Regions from separate parts of the Homo sapiens genome. Here region 1 is linked to region 2. The links are chromatin loops, found by intact Hi-C in ENCODE. Cell type or tissue: endothelial cell of umbilical vein. All regions are shown on one strand. Links, peaks and the distances in the headings refer to the core of each region. The heading gives the core; the rest is flanking DNA. Region 1 overlaps FRMD4A (FERM domain containing 4A). Region 2 overlaps FRMD4A (FERM domain containing 4A).

Region 1 (9,717 bases), core at 3,218-8,217, 97 kb before region 2:
GTAGAAACGTTCTGTATCTGAGCTGACGATACGGTAGTCACTAGCGACACTGAACTATTGAGCACATGAAAGAAATGTGGCTAGTACAACCGAGGAACTATATTTTTACATTTTATTTAATTTTAAGGAGTTACAATCCCACTGTAACATTCCTTTCAAAAAACAGCCTTTCAAGAAAGCCTTTCTTTATAGAAAGAAAGTTCTGAAGTTTAGTTTTTAAAGAAAATGCATTTTGTTGTCAAGCATCCCTATTCCAGTGATTAATAACATTAACAAACAGGTTTGTAAAATGCTGGGGCCTAGTCTGCCTCTTAATTTCTCTAAAGATTTAAAGGTGAGGCCCTTGAGATAGTCGGGTAGGCCCAGGTCCCCTAGTCCATCCCAGCTAAGAGCAGTAAAAACGATGTTGGGAGTGTTTAGGACTGAATAATTCAGGGTGTGGTCTCAGAGACTCAAGATGTTCTATGAATATTGGGGATTCTGAGCAATTCCTCAGAAAATAAGGCTTTTTGTTTGTTTGTTTGTTTGTTTTGAGCCAGGGTCTCACTCACCCCATTACCCAGGCTGGAGTGCGGTGGTACTATCACAGCTCGCTACAACCTCAACCTCCCACCTCAGCCTCCAAAACAGCTGCGTCTACAGACGTGCACCACCCTGCCCAGCTAATTTTTAAATTTTCTGTAGAGGCAGCATCTCATTATGTTGCCCAGGCTGGTCTCAAACTCCAGGGCTCAAGTAATCCTCCCGAAGAAGAGCTGTCATTTAAAATAAAAGAAAAAAATGGTGGTTAAATACCAAACTTGTCTTCGTTTGTTGCTTTTTCCTTTCAGGAGCTTATTGACGTTGACAGCGAAGTGGTGTTTGAATTAGCTTCCTATATTTTACAGGTAAGTTGTTTTTCTCCTCCTCTTTATGTCCCACGGCCATACACAGAAGAAAGGAAGTAAGACTTACCAGGCATAGCCAGTAGCTGTATCTACTCACTATTTGTCGTCTTACCTTTTTTTAGCCACAAGCTGCATAGAGCTATTAGAGACACTGACGGAAACCATAGCAATAAACAGGGGCTTGTAGTATTTCAAAATGTTAAGACAGAAAATCCCTGTAAAGCGAAGTTGTGTGTTTAACCTGAGCCTGGGAGAAACTGAGATCATTTACTGACCCCATTTTCTTTGGGTTTGGTACCTCCACCCTGGAGAAAGCCAAGTGAATAGCTAGAGTTAGTGGCCAAAAAATCATGTTCTGCCCCCTAGAAAGACAAGGTAAAGCCCTTTAGGTTATGCAAAAATAAAACGTAAAAAAAGATGTTATAGAATATTAGCTTAATAGTGGCAAGATGAGTTAAAATGATATCATTTCTTTATTCCTTCAATAAGTATTTACTGAGCAACTACTATGTTCAGGGCATTATACTGGATTCACTAAAGTTTCTCTGGTCCCTACCTCCAGAGTCTTCAGTATAATTGGGAACTAGCATAAAATACAAACCAAAACAAAAACTGACCCTAGAAATCGACAGTTCTATCCAGATACATGTTCATATTTAGAATCTTTAATCTAGAACATGTCAGACCCAGGCTTAGAGGTGGAGATGTGCATTTTGTCATTATGAATCACTTACTTTGTATATAAGTTTCTAGAGTTTAGTTTCATATTTCATATTCAAATGGCAAAGGTGTGCATTCAGTTTTAATTGTATTCCTGCAGCAAATAGGATGATAACTGCAGGAAGCTGAACTCATCTCATTCAGTAGAGAAACTCTCATGATTATAGAATGTACTTTAGAGTCTCTAACATTGGCTTAGTGTATTTCGCTGATGTTGAATTTTTTCTTCTACAGGAGGCAAAGGGAGATTTTTCTAGGTAAGTTTACAATTTTGTTGTTGTGTTGTTTAAAATGTAAGCCCTTGCTTCTCTATTAAAAGAAACTAATCAGGATGTCCTTTTTAGGTGGACAATTTATTCATGTTATATGTTAATGATGAGATCTAACTCTCAACTTGTCCACTGAAACAGATAGATCAGGTGGAGAAAATATAGTAATAGCAAGGGAGATATTCTCCACTACATGCAAAGCCCGGAGATTACTGGAAAGCTGACATTAGGCCCAGCGTCACACATGCCCATTGTCCTGAGGTTGGACAGGCTGCTCAAATGTCTCGTAGAGGCTGGAATCACCACTGTGGTGTAAATATGATTGCAGATAACCTGTCAGTCCTGACAAGTAGGTGGACATCTTTTTTTCTCTCAATGTAGTCCCTGCCCCTCAAGGGACAAAATACTTTCTTACAGGGAAATTTCATTCGTGAAAATGTTACAACATAAAAATACCCCACCTCTGCTTTCCTTCTGTCTTAGGATATTGTGTTGGAGAAAACATAAACAGACAACTACTGGGAATCTGTGAATGTTGTTAATAACCCTGTAAAACTGCAAACTTGTCATTTATTTCATTCATCACCATATGTTGATCAGTATGGCTGAAATTGCCCTGAAATCGCCCTGAAATCTCTTGTGATCATCACCAGACCCTGCACAGAGCAGAGGGTGTAGCCAACCACTAGCAGGACTATCTGCTCAAAGATAGTCGTTATTCCTGGGATTCTGTTTGATCAAGCTCCTCTGAAAAAAAAAAAAAAGGCCAGGGTAGCCCATTCTGGAGAATCAAGGTTTAGAGGCAAAAAGAGTGAACCACATGAACAGGAAAGGAAAGCATCAAGGCGTAAGGTTCTGGCCCATTAACAGGAAATTAGCAAATTGGTATTAAAAAGAAACACAGATCGTACCTCTGCTCCATCTAAGAACCTGTCTGTTTCCCCATGCTTTGAGGGATTTTATCTGTAAATGCAGCAAAAACTACTTCTGTTGGTGGCCACCTGTAGTTGGCTGTCTTTGTCACTGGTTTTTCAGGTCTCAACTGCTTTCTCCTTGCTCTCCATGTACACTTCTCATGCTTGCTTTTTTATTATTATTATTTTTTAATTTTTTTCAGAGACAAGGTCTCCTTCTGTTACCCAGGCTGGAGTGCAGTGGTGCAGTCATGTCTCACTGTAACCTCCAGCTCCTGGGCTCAAGTGATCCTCCTGCCTCAGCCTCCCAAGTTGCTGGGACTACAGGCATGAGTCACTGCACCGGGCTAATTATTTTATTTTATTTTTTGTAGAGATGAGCTCTCACTATGTTGACTGTTCTCAGTCAGACATCTCAGCAAAAGCAAAAAATTATTTTACAGTCTAAAACAAGGATCGGCGAGCTTTTTTTGTTGAGGGCCAGATTGTCAGTATCTTGAGTTTTGCACGCAGTACGATCTCTGTTTCAATTACACAACTCTTCCTAAGTGCAAAAGCAGCCCCATAGGATAAGTAAATGGATGAGCCTGATTGTGTTCCAATAAAACTTTATTTATGGATACAGAAATATGAATTTCATATAAATGTTCATGTATCACAAAATATTCTTCTTCTTTTGGTTTCTTTTTCCAATCAGTTAAAAGTGTAAAAGCCATCCTTAGTTCATGGGTAATACATAAACAAGCAGAGGACTGGATTTGTCTAGGGGGTTGTAGTTGCTGACTCTGATCTCAAATGCCATCTCTTCAGCTCTGTTTGAATATTTGCATAAAGAGACCTCCAGGCCCCTTTTATTTAAGTTCTCCAAGTTTTTGGTATAAAGCAGTGGTAGTCAAATTTTTAAATAGATAATGACTGTAAGTAGCTTTGGCTGGAGACCTTGAACTTTGTAGGTGGCCAGTAACCATTTACCGAATTTGCTAAACATAATGTTTTCAGGTTACAGAAACTAAATCTTGTTACAATTTTTATTTGTCACTTTTTTATGACATTAATTTGGCCTTGGAATTTGGGGTTTTGATAAGTGCCAGTCCATATCTACTTACAAAGATTTCTGAAGTCCCATGAAAAAATGATTTAAAAACCACAAATCCAATGGATTCCAGTGTCTAGTCTACTTACTCACATTTTTCCCTCCACATTTCTTTCGCCAGCTCTGAACTCTGCTGTAAATATTATTTATTTTGAGAGTACCCTGACGGGATGGAATGTGAACTGGGAATAGCATGATCTGGCCCCACGGATCATGGGAACGTGTGGCCACATGGATTGCCAGGGAGAAGGAAGTGCAGGCTTGGCCTCCACAGTAATTCATGGCCCCCTAATGAGCTTCTGGAATGCCAGCTTGTTGGCTGAATTCAAAGAAACAAAGGATCCGGGTTGTGCTCCATTTGTCAAAGTGCTACTGCTACCTAGCAGTTTGTTTGTAAGCGCAGCTGTCTGGGAAGAGAAATCACTGTCAGGAGAGGGGAGAGGTCAGACACCTTATCCAAAAGGTCAGTTTATCTCACAGCCTAAAACCTACACCATGGACGGTGGGGGTGATTTGTTACATGGGAGTCTCTGATAAACACCCTTTTTCTGTAGCAGGCCCATGCTAGTAAAGCCATCTTCAGAGGTCCAGAGAAACTAGTACACTTGAGTGGCCTAAAATTGTGGAGTAATAGAAGTAATTCCAAATTCCTTCCCATCTGCTTCTGGGAAGATACCCAACACGTCGAAATTGACCACATTCGGTTCAGTGGCTAAACATTAGGTATTTTAGATGTCCCATTCTCATAACTTATGTAATTTATATAAATAAATTTATTTATGATTTATTATAGAAAGTTGTTTTTGCTATTGATGCAGGATTTTTTGCTCCTTAGTTCAACTAAAATCCAGCTTCTTGTCTCACGACCAGGAAAAAATAGGCACATGGACACACTGAAGGGAGAGGAGAGTGGATTATTAAGCGAAAAGAAGGCTCTCAGCAAAAAAAGAGAGGGTCCTGCCAACAGGCTCCCACCTCACAGATTGAATATCAGTCTCCTCCCCTGCATAAGGCATGAATTCTTGGTGGCTCCACCCCCTTCTCCTAGTGCACATGTGGGCCCCAGTCCCTTGCAGGCACGCCCGGGCAAGACCCTGTGCAGGTTTCCTTATCTGCATCTGCATGCCTCCTGCATCTATCACTATTATTAAATGCATGACTATATAACCTCAGTTTTATTTAAAGGAATGGCTTTGACTTCCATACTGTAGATATGTTTTCCTGAACCACATTAATAAAATACCAGCTTAGAACACACAGAACCCTAGAAAAGGCTTTTCTAGATATAACACAGGGTCTAGGGCTGAACTCAAAGATCTTCTAAAATCCAGAGGATCCAATAACCTTTTAAATGAATGGCCACACACAAAAGATAAAGTAACTCTTTCATAGCCTGAAAGGTCCTGAATCTAAAACTTCCCAAAAGGCTATTTTCTTCAGGATACTATTATCCTAGATATTTACATTTCAGGGACTATATCCAAATTACATTTATGTGGAATGAGTATTAATTCATAAATTATGGGAGCAGTTTCCTTGAGGTACAAGAGAAAAGGGGATTGCTTTTACAAAAGAGAAGTCAAGGGCTGGGTGTGGTGGCTCATGCCTGTAATCCCAGCACTTTGGGAGGCCAAGGCAGGTGAATCACCTAAGGTCGAGAGTTCAAGACCAGCCTGGCCAACATGGTGAAACCCTGTCTCTACTAAAAATACAAAAATTAGCCAGGTGTGGTGGTGTGCGCCTGTAATCCCAGATACTCGGGAGGCTGAGGCAGGAGAATTGCTTGAACCTGGTAGGCGGAGGTTGCAGTGAGCTGAGATCGTGCCATTACACTCCAGCCTGGGTGACAAGAGCAAAACTCCCTCTCAAATAAAAAAAAGACGAAGTCAAAAGTGCTGATACACCTTAATGGAAAGAGAACTATATAAAGACAACTGTGAACCGTAGCTACTCTTTCTCATGAAACTCACTTGCTCTTCCGTTTCTTCTTTTGGGCTCTCTGTTTTGCTCAGCAGATGCCTGAAGGCTTATTCTTACATAACTGTCTTTTCTTTCCCACTAACAAAATAGCTCACTTCCTTGTCTTATTGGACTTTACACTGAAATGTCAGGTTTAGCGTGCTGAGAGAAAATGACTGTTATCTAGATAGATGATTAGTATCGCCTGCCATAGAAGAGATACAGACCACACATGTTCATATTCTACCAAATGGAGGACAAATTTGTACGATACTTCTAAAGGTTTAGGAAATAGTCTTATCTAAAAATAACATTTTTTCACTTTTATTGTTTTCCTTAGCACAGCATGTAGTAATCTCATTTCATTTCCTGATGTATATACATGTAAAACAAAAAACCTCATGTCTGTCGACAATCAGGAAGTCAGTAGAGTTGGCATTTCTCTTTAAAAACAATTCAGTAGCCTCCAAGCTGTTAACAAAGGCAGCTGTGGGCCAAATATTTGGAAGACAAGAACCGATGCAGTTTAAAAACAAAAAATTGTCTTTCGATAATCGCTGTTGACCATTGGCCAACTAACTAACAGACATTATCTATGATTCTTACATACTTTATTCATCGTAAACAGTGCAGGGTTTTGAGAATGGAGCACTGATGTTTTCTGTTTCAAAGCTTTTTTAAAAACTCTTGGGTTATGATAGAAAAACTAATGTTCTCTTCCTTAAAAAGTTCAGTGCAGAGAATACCTCATTTAATCGACTGATAGGACGTCCAATTTTCTAGTTATATTCTAATTTAATTTAACAGAAGTCTCATTGCAACACTGTACTGAGGGAGATATCACATACAAAAACTTGATTTTTTGGTTTTTGTCTATAAGGGACCTTAACTGAAAACCTTATCAGCCAATCTCCTTACCCTGATTTTGAGAATCACTTCACCTCTGCCAGCCCTTCTGATCTTTCTAAAAATGTGCCGCAAATTTTCTTAAAATAATAACTTTAAGCAAAGCATGGTGGCTCACGTCTTTAATCCCAGCACTTTGGGAGGCCGAGGCGGATGGATTGCTTGAGGCCAGGAGTTCGAGACCAGCCAGGGCAACGTGACAAAACCCCGTCTCCACTAAAAATACAAAAACAATTAGTCGGGCATGGTGGCGTGTGCCTGTAGTCCCAGCTACTTGGGAGGCTGAGGTGGGAGGATTGCTTGATCCCAGGAGGCAGAGGCTGCCGCTGCAGTGAGCCGAGATTGCACCACTGCACTCCAGCCTGAGTAATAGAGCGAGACCCTGTCTCAAAAAATAAAATAAAAAATAACGTTTAGCATTTTGCAATATTGAAGTACTTTTAAAATGCTTTGCGCTAAACAATGCAAATCACAAATGCCAAAATCACACTACCTTTGAAATAAAGAATCGTCCATACATTAACAGAGACAAGTAAAAAACATCTGTTCTATAGAATTTTTTGTTAACAAGATTTATTGAAACCAGATCAGTAAAGCTGTGTTACTCTGGACCCTCTTCTGGGACCTGGAAATATTTTTGTTTCCGAGGACTGGATATACTGATGCTAATCACTAAAACAGGATTCTCCCAGCATGAGATTTATTAAGACCAGAAAGCAAACAGCACCTGGAAAAGACAGATAGTAAGGAAATTCCGTGTAAAGATTCTTGGTCCACGTTTTGCCTACCTGGCTCTGTTCAGCAGAACCCATCACATGCTTAAGAGGCGATGGAAGGGACCCTGTGTCTACAGGCTCACCATTCCAAATAAACATAGCCACCAAAGGAAAAGAACTCAGGTTTTGATTGAATACTTGGGGGCCAGTTTACATGACATCTCTACAAGATGAAATGCCAGTCCAAGTGAGAGAATATCAGCTTATCAGAGCTTAGTGAGTGTCGGCTAAGAAATCTTAGTGTATACCTGTGGTGTCAGTCTGCAAGTTACTAATTCTGTTTCTTTAAAACAAAAAATGAAAAACAGCTTGCTTTTAGAAACAGAACAATGCATCACCCAATCAATGGAAACAAATAGTAGCAGTCCCTCATTAACAAGGAAAATTGATTTTCACCTCCATTTTAGAAGAGGAGTTGGAGTATTTATTTGTGCTGAAAAATTCCCATTAACTTCCACAAACCACATGTTATTAGGTGCCCAGGGGAGCGGTTAGAGGCAAAAATGTAAAGACCTTTTAGTATTTTATCTTCTATAAACCATGGGATGGTGTGCTCACTAGTGTGGAAAGAAATTTTTATGGCCCAAAAAGAGTGCCTTCTTGGTTTTCTCTTTCTTTCTTTGAAATCTGTTCTGCCTTTATAAAGAGCCATGTGTGAATTAATATAAACTGAACTCAACTTACTGGTATCCGAAAATTCCAGGTTTGTAAGTCTTTTTTGCCAGGCCAGAGGGTGCCTTTTGGGAAGTCACAGGCTAGAGGAAGAGCTTTAGATGATCAACAGGAAAAGAACACGAAGAACTAATTTTCTTCTAAAAGACTTTTTTTGAGTAATATAAACGTTTATATCGATTGCGATCTTTAAAAAGATGACAAAGTCATTTTCTTGCCAGCTACAACATGGAGACTTGATTAATCTAAAGCAGCAGTCTGTAAATCACAATTCCTAGTATACCAATATCATTTCCCTGCACTTACAGAAGTGGTTTTACTACCACAGCTTTAGCTCTAGCTCTAGCTAGCTCGGTTTCAAATCGTTATTAGATCATTTGGGGCATATTTCCCTACGATTTTTAAATTGACCACTTGAAAATAAACAGCTGGCATGATCATATGGTACGAGAAATAGACTTGCTGAGGCTTTTAGATAATTCCTGAAAAAATACTCAGTTATGTCTGAAATAGTTAACATTGGGAACATAACTTATGTAACTTAACAGTAACTTTAATATCTACCTAAACTTTCAAATTTCCCTGTTGGAAACATCCTAGAAAAAAAAAAGTTGATCTGTTAAACTTGAAACACACCTAACAGCCCAAAGAAGAGTTTTTGTGGGAAGAATTGAAATTAATATAATTCTCATATACTATTTATATACTGTTTTACACACACACACACACACACACACACACACACACGAAAGAATTGTGTGTGGCGTTTTCCCATGATTTAAAAATGACTTTAAGGGCCATGAGTAATTGAAGAGCAGATGGAATCTTTCACACCAGCAAGAGCTTTTGAAAGGAACAGAATCTGTGAAAATTTGAAGCAAAATGTTCAAGTGGAAAAGTTATAAATTGTTACAGAAAGCTTTGTTTTGTGCACTAAAGTCTATTTGATGGAGCTTTCAAGTGTGTAATTCACATTTTCAAAGCATAAAAAAGTATTTGGATAGGGATAGGGTAGTTTTTTTTTTGCAGGATGATATTCTTCAAATTCTATGCGAATTGCTTAGAAGCCAAGTAAGGAGGAAATTTTGTATTATGACAGCTTACTTCTTTTGTTAGGCATTTATTTAACATATTAAAATATCATATTTTCAGTTATACCTGTGAACAGCAAAACGTTTCATGGCTATGGTACTGTGTCAGTTTTTCAGAGTGGAAATTCTGAAACTAAAGGGTGATACTGAGAAATATAGAAAGTTAATCGTTTCTTCTTGGGCTTTTTGAGAAAATTATTTGCCTGAAATTGTAGACTTATGAAACAATTTTTAAATTTGTCTTAAATTTTACATGTTTATACCTAACATAAATTAGAAATTCATAAAACTTCATTTCACCCCAGAAAACGAGACTCGGTAATCAAGGAAGAAATCCTTACTTATATAACTTAACAATTAGCAACAGAAATAAAGGCACTGCCAGACACTGTGGCTCACGCCTATAATCCCAGCACTTTGGGAGGCCAAG
Region 2 (9,717 bases), core at 2,056-7,055:
GGAGAATCGCTTGAACCTGGGAGGCAGAGGTTGCAGTGAGCTGAGATTGCGACATTGCACTCCAGCCTGGGCAACAAGAGCGAAACTCTATCTCAAACAAACAAACAAAAAAATAGTTAAGCTGGGCATGTTGGCATGCACCTATAGTCCCAGCTACTCAGGAGGCTGAGGCAGAAGGATTACTTGAGCCAGAGGTTTGAGACTGTAGTCCACTATGATTATACCTGTGAGTAACCATGCGTGCCAGTCTGGGCAATATAGCAAGACTCATCTCTGAAAAAAAAAAAAATGTTAACATGGTAAATGTGATGTTATATATATTTCACCACAATTACATAGATAGATAAATATAGATAGATGCAGATTTGCAGCCTAAACTCGTGAGCATCCTAGCGTAGCAGTGATGTGCTGAAGATTCCAAGATGCCGAAGTCAGAGCTCCTGGTTGCTCATAGTCCATCATGCAACATAAATAAAGTGAATTTCTAGTTAAAAAGAGAATTTTTTAAAATTCTTTTGCTCTAGGAAATTTGGAATGACCATCTTTCCCTATCTCATCCTGTTGTCCTTGGCCAAGACCACACAACTTTTCCCCTACCTCCTAGTAAAGCTCCCTCAGCCAACCTCTTTCTGACACTCCATTTGAGACCCTCTGCCCCCTCCAAGGCACTTAGGGGTTCCCAACAGAAACATGTTTCCTATAGAAACATCCAAGGACCCACTTGAACTAGAGGAGTAATTAAGGTTCTTGCTAGTTCCTTAGCGTATTATTTTAGAGATAAAACACCAAACTTGGAATCTGAAGACTTGGGACCTTTGCTCACATTGCTGGAGAGCAAAACCACCTCGGACAAACCACTCTTCCCTTCCTACCCCTCAGTTTCCCCAGCAGTGAAACAGGGAGGATTATTTTACCATCTCCCTTTTGGGTGTGTTCTCCCGGTTAATTGAATGGCATCTATAAAAATAAGCTTTGGAGAGATGGAGCCTGTATTTAGCACGCTTGTTTTCTCTACTAATGACTTACAAAGTTTATTGAGAAGCCATTTATTGCCACAGAAGCAAAGCAAAGTGCCTACCCTGGTTTCGCATTTGTAGAATCAAAAGCAGTTTGCGTCCTTTGGTTTTGCTGGTACACGCCCTGGGTTTGTGCAGGGACAATGATGTGGTTTAATCAGGCTGGGGCAGCCTTTATATTCGGTATGAAGCCACTCTGCATTGCAGTATTCTATGAAACCGGGGCACAAACACACAAAGGCTAGGGCACATGGGCACATGGCAGTGTCGGGGTGGGGAGGCTGAGCCAATGACCCACCACGGGGACTGACAAAAGAAACACCCAACAGCATTTTTATTGTATCTGGTGGGTTGTTTCTGGTTAGGAAGAGAAAGGTATGAGGTGGTAGTAGACATGCTATTTTTACAGATAGGGCTTTGCTGAAGGAATGTGCTGAACTCATAGGCTATTGCTTTTTGTCTTCTCAGATGGAAACATTGCCAGTGAAGACAGCTCCCTCTCAGATGCCCTTGTTCTTGAGGATGGTAGGTTTATGCATTTCCTGCTTACAAACCTACAGCTCAGAGTAAACAGAGATGAATTTCTATGTAGTCTGGGGATTGCCTTGTGTAAAGGCAAGAGCCAGGCCAAAAGGCAGCTGGGCTCCCTGCAAGCTCTCTCATTTCCCAGTATTCACCTCTTTGGTTGGGAGTGGGTAGGTGCTGCATAAACCCATGTGTATTAGAGCTTTTCATCAGTGAGTGGTGCTTTACTTTTTTAGAAGCCAAAAACTTTTTTTTTTTTTTTTGAGACAGGGTCTCACACTATTGCCCAGGCTGGAGTGCAGTGGTATGATCTCGGCTCACTACAACCTCTGCCTCCTAGGCTCAAGTGATTCTTCCACCTCAGCCTCCCTAGTAGCTGGGACTACAGCATGCCACCACACCTGGCAATTTTTGTATTTTTTTGTAGAGACTGGGTTTGCCATGTTGCTCCTGGGTTCAAGCGACCCACCCACCTCGGCCTCCCAAAGTGCTGGGAGGATTACAGGCAGGAGCCACCATACCTGGCCCAAAACCACGTTTAGCTAGACAGAGAATCTACACACTAGGCATAGCTTCCTTTTGAGTATTCATGGTATCTAAAAGAAAAGGGTAGAAATTGATTTAGATCACAAATCAAAGATTGAAACCCACTAGGAGAGTGTAAGGATCGTGAGAAGAAATGGAACACACCCTCTGTTGCTTCCCAAGACAGTAGTGAAAGTAAGAGGGGAGATATCCCAGTAGATACACACTCAGGCTGGAAAACTGTCTTATTATTTCCCACTGAACTCTTAAAACCTGGCAGTTAGGATATTTTCTTGGGAAATTCTTAAAAAAACAGAACTGATCCCTCCCCCAACCCCCATCACCACCATACGTCGGGGAAGAAAGAATTCCAAACCCAGAACCATGTGAGAATACTCCTGTGGATGTTTAACCATCGTACTGGGAGGCGGGTACATTAATTATATGGAAATATATTAAGTGGCAGTTAATTTTTTTGCCCTGTATGGAAACCTCAGGCAGGCAGTGATAAGTGGCTGTTCAGATGGAAAGCATGAAAGGTCCACACTAGTCATAGTAATAATGATAATTGCAATAATAATAATGATTGCTCTTGATGTGAGGAAAGTCTGGCGGATTATTTACCCAGTCACCTTGGCTGTGCTATTAGAAATCAGATTGGAATATATTTGTCTGCTTCATTACAAGCCGGGGACGCCATTGGGCTACAAGGAAATGGGGGGCTTGAGCATCAGAGATCCCAGCCCTGCGGTTGGCCTCTGAGTATCCCAGTCTCCCCTGGAAAGGGAAGAAAAATTGAGAGATTCCTTGGTAGTAGAGGGGTGCCTGGAGCAATAGGTAATGTCACGGGGTAATTTTGAGATATCATTCCGTGATTCCAGCTTCTTCCCCGTGTTCCAGATGCAGACCCCTGGACTTCCTCACAGGTGTCGGCACATCCTTTTGCCACAGTCCCACTGCAGGGTCTCTTTCTGGGGACTCTTCCTTTACTGATTTGAGGGCAAAGGAGGAGTGGGTGCATAGTGGGTGTCCACGGCTGGGGGACTGAGAATTAGGCTGTGAAACAAGTCGCTGGAAATGGATTTAGGGGCAAGTGAATGGTAGTTGGTTGGTTGTAAGGTTTGCTTCTGTGCTTTTTTCCCCTCCACCTCCCATGTCTGCCTTCCCTGTGAAGCCTGAATCGTTCCCTCCTCTCTCTTCTCAATGCTGACCTGCCCTAGCCTGAAGTCCTCATTCATCCCCCTCTCTAGTCTCTCTCCCTTCCTTTCTAGTTTTAGAACACTGCCAGGTGAATAGTTCTAAAACAGGATTTTTCACTCCGACGCATCCGTGCTTAAGACATCGCAAAGTTTTCCTGTGGCTTTTCAAAATCTCAACTCGGAATTCCAGGCCCCCATCAGTCGGGCTCTTGGCTCACATGGTGCACACAGAAGGCGGCTGTGCTGGCCAGAGCTCTGCCCTTACTCCCCCTGCCCCTCCTCACCAGCCCCTGCCTGGCCAGATGTGCCTGCAGCTGGTACCCTGCCCTCAGGGCCTCCACACTTTGGTTCAAGCCCTTCCTTCCTCCTCCTCTTTGCCTGCCCACTGCTCAAGCCCCTTCAAGACCAGCCTCTCCCACAGCACCTCCTAGACTCACTGAATTTGCTTTTTCTGAAAGTCCTCTAGCGCACTGACGTGTTAGATCATTTCTTTCCTGGAGGCAGGGAATCATTTATTAATACATAATCTTTGTAGCTCATCTCCTTAAAAAAGTTAAGGCAGTTTCAAAATTAAAATATAGAGGAAGAGATTAAAAGAGAATAAACACAGCTCTGGGGGAAAAAAGCAGAGTAGACACCCGATCCACCCAGCAGGTATTTACAATGGACATATAGACCCTCATTCATTTTTTCTTCTCCAACCAATGGTTATCAAGCACCTACTATGTGTCGGCTGAGGATCTAGCAGCAGATGAAACAGACAAAACTCTCCCAGAACTCAGACCCTCCCACAGTGAATCAGATGCTTAGCATCTGTTGAAAGACAACTTAGCACTACAGCAGTAACTACATTTTGCTGTTTAGTGTGAAGCAGTCATTTGTTGGTGGTATTTAATGACGTTCAGACTTCACTCCATTCGTGTCTAATCAAAAGTGACGCATCTCTTCCCATGCAATCCCGCCTGCAGTGGAGGTTTGGCTTGCCCTGGTTTGGTTTGACTCGTCTTGACTTGTCTTGGCAACTGGGGAAGAGTTTCAGGGTTTCTCATCACAGGGGTGAAGGTGTGGGTTTGGCTGTGTGGCTCCAAGGTGCGGGTGGAGGGGTGTAGGGGTTCTGTCTCAGCCTGTGGGAAGGATGACCGGGGCTCAGTTCCTCTCTTCCTGTCTTTGTGCAGAAGACTCTCAGGTTACCAGCACAATATCCCCCCTACATTCTCCTCACAAGGGACTCCCTCCTCGGCCACCGTCGCACAACAGGCCTCCTCCTCCCCAGTCCCTGGAGGGACTCCGACAGATGCACTATCACCGCAACGACTATGACAAGTCACCCATCAAGCCCAAAATGTGGAGTGAGTCCTCTTTAGATGAACCCTATGAGAAGGTCAAGAAGCGCTCCTCTCACAGCCATTCCAGGTGAGCTGCATCGTGAATGAGGCCAAATGAGGCCTCCCTCTATGCTCTGGAAGAATCAAAGGGCCGTCCCAAGTAGCATCCACGGTGACAAAATCCACATCAACCTAGTTCCTCCCCGTGGGGTTTGCCTTTCACGGGGCCGTGCTCACAGCGCCCTCTGCTGCCGACACTGTTGAGGTACATTTTTGTGACTCAGAGAAATTGGGGCTTTGGCCCACAATCAACGTGATGGCAGATGGTTTGAATGCTGTTAAATTCCAGAGGAATTAATTAGGAAATCTCAGGCAGCGCTATTCTGAAATAGCAAGTGAAAGTCCACTCGGAGCAAATGCAGAGTGGTTCAGAACTCTACCCCCTCATCCAGCAGAATTCTCCAGCCAAGCAGCTGTAATCCAAGCTGTGTATTATCAGCTCATTACCGGGCTGACTTTGTAGGGAGGTTTTTTTTGGGGGGGAAGGCATTTTCGGTCTGCTTCTCTGTTTTTCCCATTTCCTTTAATCACCCTACCAAGCTCCAAGGGGGGTGCCAGGACAGGTAAATATTTGTTTCTTGGAAAACAAAAACTGTAAGGGCAGGACCGTCACACTGCCTGACACAGAGAAGGCTGACCAGGGTTTTCCTCTCATATTGCCTAGGTTGGGAGGGGGGAGGGCATACCCCCTGCTGGGGAAAGGCTGAGAACCACAGTAGAGGTCTGACCAAGCGAGGTGGGAGTCACGGGCGAGCTTTCCCCACATGCTGGGATCATTGTCCTGAACTAGCCAGCCCCCCAGGAAAGGTGCTGTCTGTCTGGCGGTGACCACGTGGCATCCTTGGCTTTGCAGCAGCCACAAGCGCTTCCCCAGCACAGGAAGCTGTGCGGAAGCCGGCGGAGGAAGCAACTCCTTGCAGAACAGCCCCATCCGCGGCCTCCCGCACTGGAACTCCCAGTCCAGCATGCCGTCCACGCCAGACCTGCGGGTCCGGAGTCCCCACTACGTCCATTCCACGAGGTGAGTCTGCCTGGCCTTCCTGCTCAGACCAAGCCTTCCTTTTTAAAATTGGGCATTGTCAGCCCCAAGCTGGCCCAAATAATGGATGAGCTACAGTCAGACCTGAACCTGGGAGGATAAATGAAGCGGAATAAAAAACCAAGCTGGCAGCAGTCAACCCCCGTTAGCCAAGAGACCCATGCACAGGGCACTTGGAGTCAGCCAAAGAATCCCCGGGCTTCTGGAGACAGGGAGCATGGAAAGTTTCCTAAGCAAAGCAGAGGCCACAGAGGCTGGCTGGGTTAGCATGGGAAGAGGTCTTCTATCTTTCTACTGAGGCCTAAATTTATACTGGACTTCCTTTAGTGCCTCAAAATGTAAATTCATAAAGAGCAAAAGAGCCAGGCAAAAATGAGGCTTCAGTGAATCACACCTTCTGTTTCTTTTTTTTTTTTTTTTTTTGAGATGGAGTCTTGCTCTGTCACCCAGGCTGGAGTACAGTGGCGCGATCTTGGCTCGCTGCAACCTCTGCCTCCCGTGTTCAAGCGATTCTCCTGCCTCAGCCTCCCAAGTAGGTGGGATTACAGGCACCTACCACCACGCCTGGCTAATTTTTGTATTTTTTAGTAGAGACGGGGTTTCACCATGTTGGCCAGGCTGGTCTGGAACTCCTGACCTCAGGTGATCCACCCACCTTGGCCTCCCAAAGTGCTGGGATTAGAGACGTGAGCCACCGCTCCTAGCCACACCTTCTTTTTCTAAAAAGAAGCAAACCAGATCACGGAGGGCCACGTGATGGGGGCTTTCATCCCCCTTCTGAGTGGCAGTCGGAAGTGGGACTCGCCTCTTCCTGTGCTTGGCCCGTGGGGCCGCTGTGAAGTTCACATGCAGTCCCAGCATCGGGCAACATCATCTGCCATGTGATACTGTTTTGCACTTCCCTAAGCCCTGAGTGGACTCAAACGAGCAGAATGAATTATAAAGTAATGGTATGGTGAGTATTTGCATCATTCATTGTTTAATTATCTCATTTGCCACCAACCTTCTATTTCCCAGTTTTCACAGGAAAGGGGAGTCTATTTATATGGATCATGTAATAGTATTTGGTTAAACAATATGAAGGGCCTCTGTAGGACTGCTTTTATCTGATCTGTAAATAGGGACATTTCATCTGGTTTGTGTTTTCTTTTTTTTTTTTTTTTTTTTTTTTTAAGAGAGACAGGGTCTTGCCCTGTTGCCCAGGCTGGAGTGCAGTGGTTTGATCATAGCTTACTGCATCCTCAAGTGATCCTCCCTCTTCAACCTCCTGACTAGCTGGGACCCCTGGTGTACAACACTACACCCAGCTAATTTTCTAATTTATTTGTAAGAGATGAGGTCTTACAGTGTTGCACAGGATGGTCTCAAATTCCCAGGCTCAAGCAATTCTTCAGCCTCCTGAAGCACTGGGATTACAGGCGTGGACCACAGTGCCCAGCCCTATCTGGTTTAACATGATACTAAGGATTCTGTGATTCTCTTTGTGTCTATAGAATTATTTAAAAAAAAAAAAAAACCCAGAAATCGAAACCTTTCTGTGAGTCCTAGCTTCAGTCCCACTTCCCACTGGGAATCATGGTGGAGACCCCAGGTTCACCTCCCGCAATGGGCAGTTCCCGGATCCCTGGGGCAGCCCTGCTGAGTGAGACTCTGGCTTGCTGGGCTGGGGCCTGCGCCCGCGTGCAGACACCCAGTGCCCTCCTCAGGACCCCCTCCTCCCCGGAGCACCCCTCCTTGGGCCCACTCCCCACCCCCAGACCAACCCGGGTCGTCTCCCGGCAGGTCGGTGGACATCAGCCCCACCCGACTGCACAGCCTCGCACTGCACTTTAGGCACCGGAGCTCCAGCCTGGAGTCCCAGGGCAAGCTCCTGGGCTCGGAAAACGACACCGGGAGCCCCGACTTCTACACCCCGCGGACTCGTAGCAGCAACGGCTCAGACCCCATGGACGACTGCTCGTCGTGCACCAGCCACTCGAGCTCGGAGCACTACTACCCGGCGCAGATGAACGCCAACTACTCCACGCTGGCCGAGGACTCGCCGTCCAAGGCGCGCCAGAGGCAGAGGCAGCGGCAGCGGGCGGCGGGCGCACTGGGCTCAGCCAGCTCGGGCAGCATGCCCAACCTGGCGGCGCGCGGGGGTGCGGGGGGCGCGGGGGGCGCGGGGGGCGGTGTGTACCTGCACAGCCAGAGCCAGCCCAGCTCGCAGTACCGCATCAAGGAGTACCCGCTGTACATCGAGGGCGGCGCCACGCCCGTGGTGGTGCGCAGCCTGGAGAGCGACCAGGAGGGCCACTACAGCGTCAAGGCTCAGTTCAAGACGTCCAACTCCTACACGGCGGGCGGCCTGTTCAAGGAGAGCTGGCGCGGCGGCGGCGGCGACGAGGGCGACACGGGCCGCCTGACGCCGTCGCGATCGCAGATCCTGCGGACTCCGTCGCTGGGCCGCGAGGGCGCCCACGACAAGGGCGCGGGCCGTGCCGCCGTCTCAGACGAGCTGCGCCAGTGGTACCAGCGTTCCACCGCCTCGCACAAGGAGCACAGCCGCCTGTCGCACACCAGCTCCACCTCCTCGGACAGCGGCTCGCAGTACAGCACCTCCTCCCAGAGCACCTTCGTGGCGCACAGCAGGGTCACCAGGATGCCCCAGATGTGCAAGGCCACGTCAGGTGAGAGGGGGCGGCCAGGTGCACGCGGGAAGACCTGAGGGCGAACTGCTTGCCGGTGTCAAGGGCTACCGCGGGGAAGGTACCCTTAGGACTGGGTGCAGTGAGGAACGGGAATCATTAATTAATTCTGGGAACGCTGCTGTTAGATGCGGGAGACTTGAGGTCTTCCAGGCCTTTGTTGACCCCGCCCCGTTCTAACCCTAATCTTGCACCATAACCGTGCACCTGACCCTCCAGAGTGCACTGGGCCAGCTCTCCCATTTCTCCTTGTAAAGACAGAAATCTAAGAAAGTTAGTTAGGTAAAGTAAAAGTAATGTCTCTGGGTTTATCCAACCAAAGGTGTCTTTTACCCTAGTGAGGAGAGTATCCCAGTGAAAGCCCACAGCTGTAGCTTGCAAAGGAAGCTGGGTTGGGGATGGGCTTGGGTCAAGCCTAGAGATTTGGCCAGTGTCTCCCCAGATGGGGGCAGACTGGCTAATAAACAGTGCCAGAGCTGTGCGTTTGACAGAATTCCTGGCTGCTCCTGGCTTTCCCATTTCGATGATGATGTTATGCCATAGCCACAAACTATTATTTAAGTGTCTTAAATATCCTTGACGTTATATCTGAAAATTTCTATAAAGTTTACCTTATATTCTCATACTCAAGAGCATTGGGCGGTATTGAATCAAGTAAAAAACAAAAAAAAAAGGAAGAAACCACTCATTCCCTTAAGTTACATTTAATAACAGTGACAATGACCAACATTGAGCAGTTGCCTCGTGCTCCGGTCTCAGCACTGGCTTATTAACATACTCTTACCACTCAGAGAGGGACACTGAGGAGAAGAGAAATGGTAAACATCATAAGAATAAAATGAGAGGTAAGAATAAAATGAGAGTCAGAAGCAAATGGGAGGAACTCTGAGTCAGGAATTTGGTAAAGATCGGGGGAAACAGAGTGACCTGAGATAATGGGGGGTTCATCTTTGGGGAACTGTAGGAGATTCTTGGTGCCTGGAGACAGCAGGGCAAAGAGGAAGGAAGAACCTGGATGCCCTAGCGAGCCAGGCTCTGGCATTCTATCCCCACATCCCCGTGGACGTTTATTAGGGTCCACTGGCCAAATGACAAGCTCCAAAGATCAGGTAATGGTGGGTGTTCCGTGGACTTCGGGGTCCCAGAACCTTCTTTATGTTCCTTCTTCATCTGTAAAATAGCCCAGTGAAATTTGCCATTGACTCCCCAGGAAGATCTTGAGTATGATCATTCTGTGACCCTATTAGATAAAGAACCAACGTTTTGTAAATATCTCCAACAAACAGGAGGGTTTATGTTCTATCAAAACTGCAGCACTGGTCTAGTAGATTTGCTTTATGT

What was found. A loop is a pair of places that touch in the nucleus more often than their neighbours do. Peaks named below come from ENCODE experiments on the same cell type or tissue, not always from the same donor. Only the 100,000 strongest peaks of a DNase experiment are listed, where the experiment ranks them.
Region 1: a loop joins it to region 2, with 2.6 times the contacts of the local background. A loop is called at or near these places in 2 of 110 quality-filtered maps.

What each region holds. Positions count from the first base shown.
Region 1 is chr10:13,753,794-13,763,510 of GRCh38, reverse strand. It overlaps FRMD4A (FERM domain containing 4A), which reads left to right. Exons shown (of 25, transcript NM_018027.5): 7 at 831-887; 8 at 1,842-1,864. Among named protein-coding and RNA genes, the nearest start is that of PRPF18, 170 kb to the right of the region's middle. RefSeq lists enhancers at 4,898-5,037, 4,489-5,186, 4,335-5,534, 5,769-5,958. In endothelial cell of umbilical vein, for the core only: no CTCF peak of the experiment used is centred there; DNase peaks (open chromatin) are centred at 4,990 and 6,110; H3K27ac peaks cover 1,952 bases.
Region 2 is chr10:13,655,277-13,664,993 of GRCh38, reverse strand. FRMD4A (FERM domain containing 4A) reads left to right here. Exons shown (of 25, transcript NM_018027.5): 19 at 1,485-1,541; 20 at 4,441-4,678; 21 at 5,504-5,671; 22 at 7,472-8,358. It also overlaps a transcript of PRPF18 not described here. Among named protein-coding and RNA genes, the nearest start is that of PRPF18, 73 kb to the right of the region's middle. RefSeq lists enhancers at 4,287-4,346, 4,677-4,726. In endothelial cell of umbilical vein, for the core only: a CTCF peak has its summit at 4,850 (motif pointing left); a DNase peak (open chromatin) is centred at 4,843; H3K27ac peaks cover 492 bases.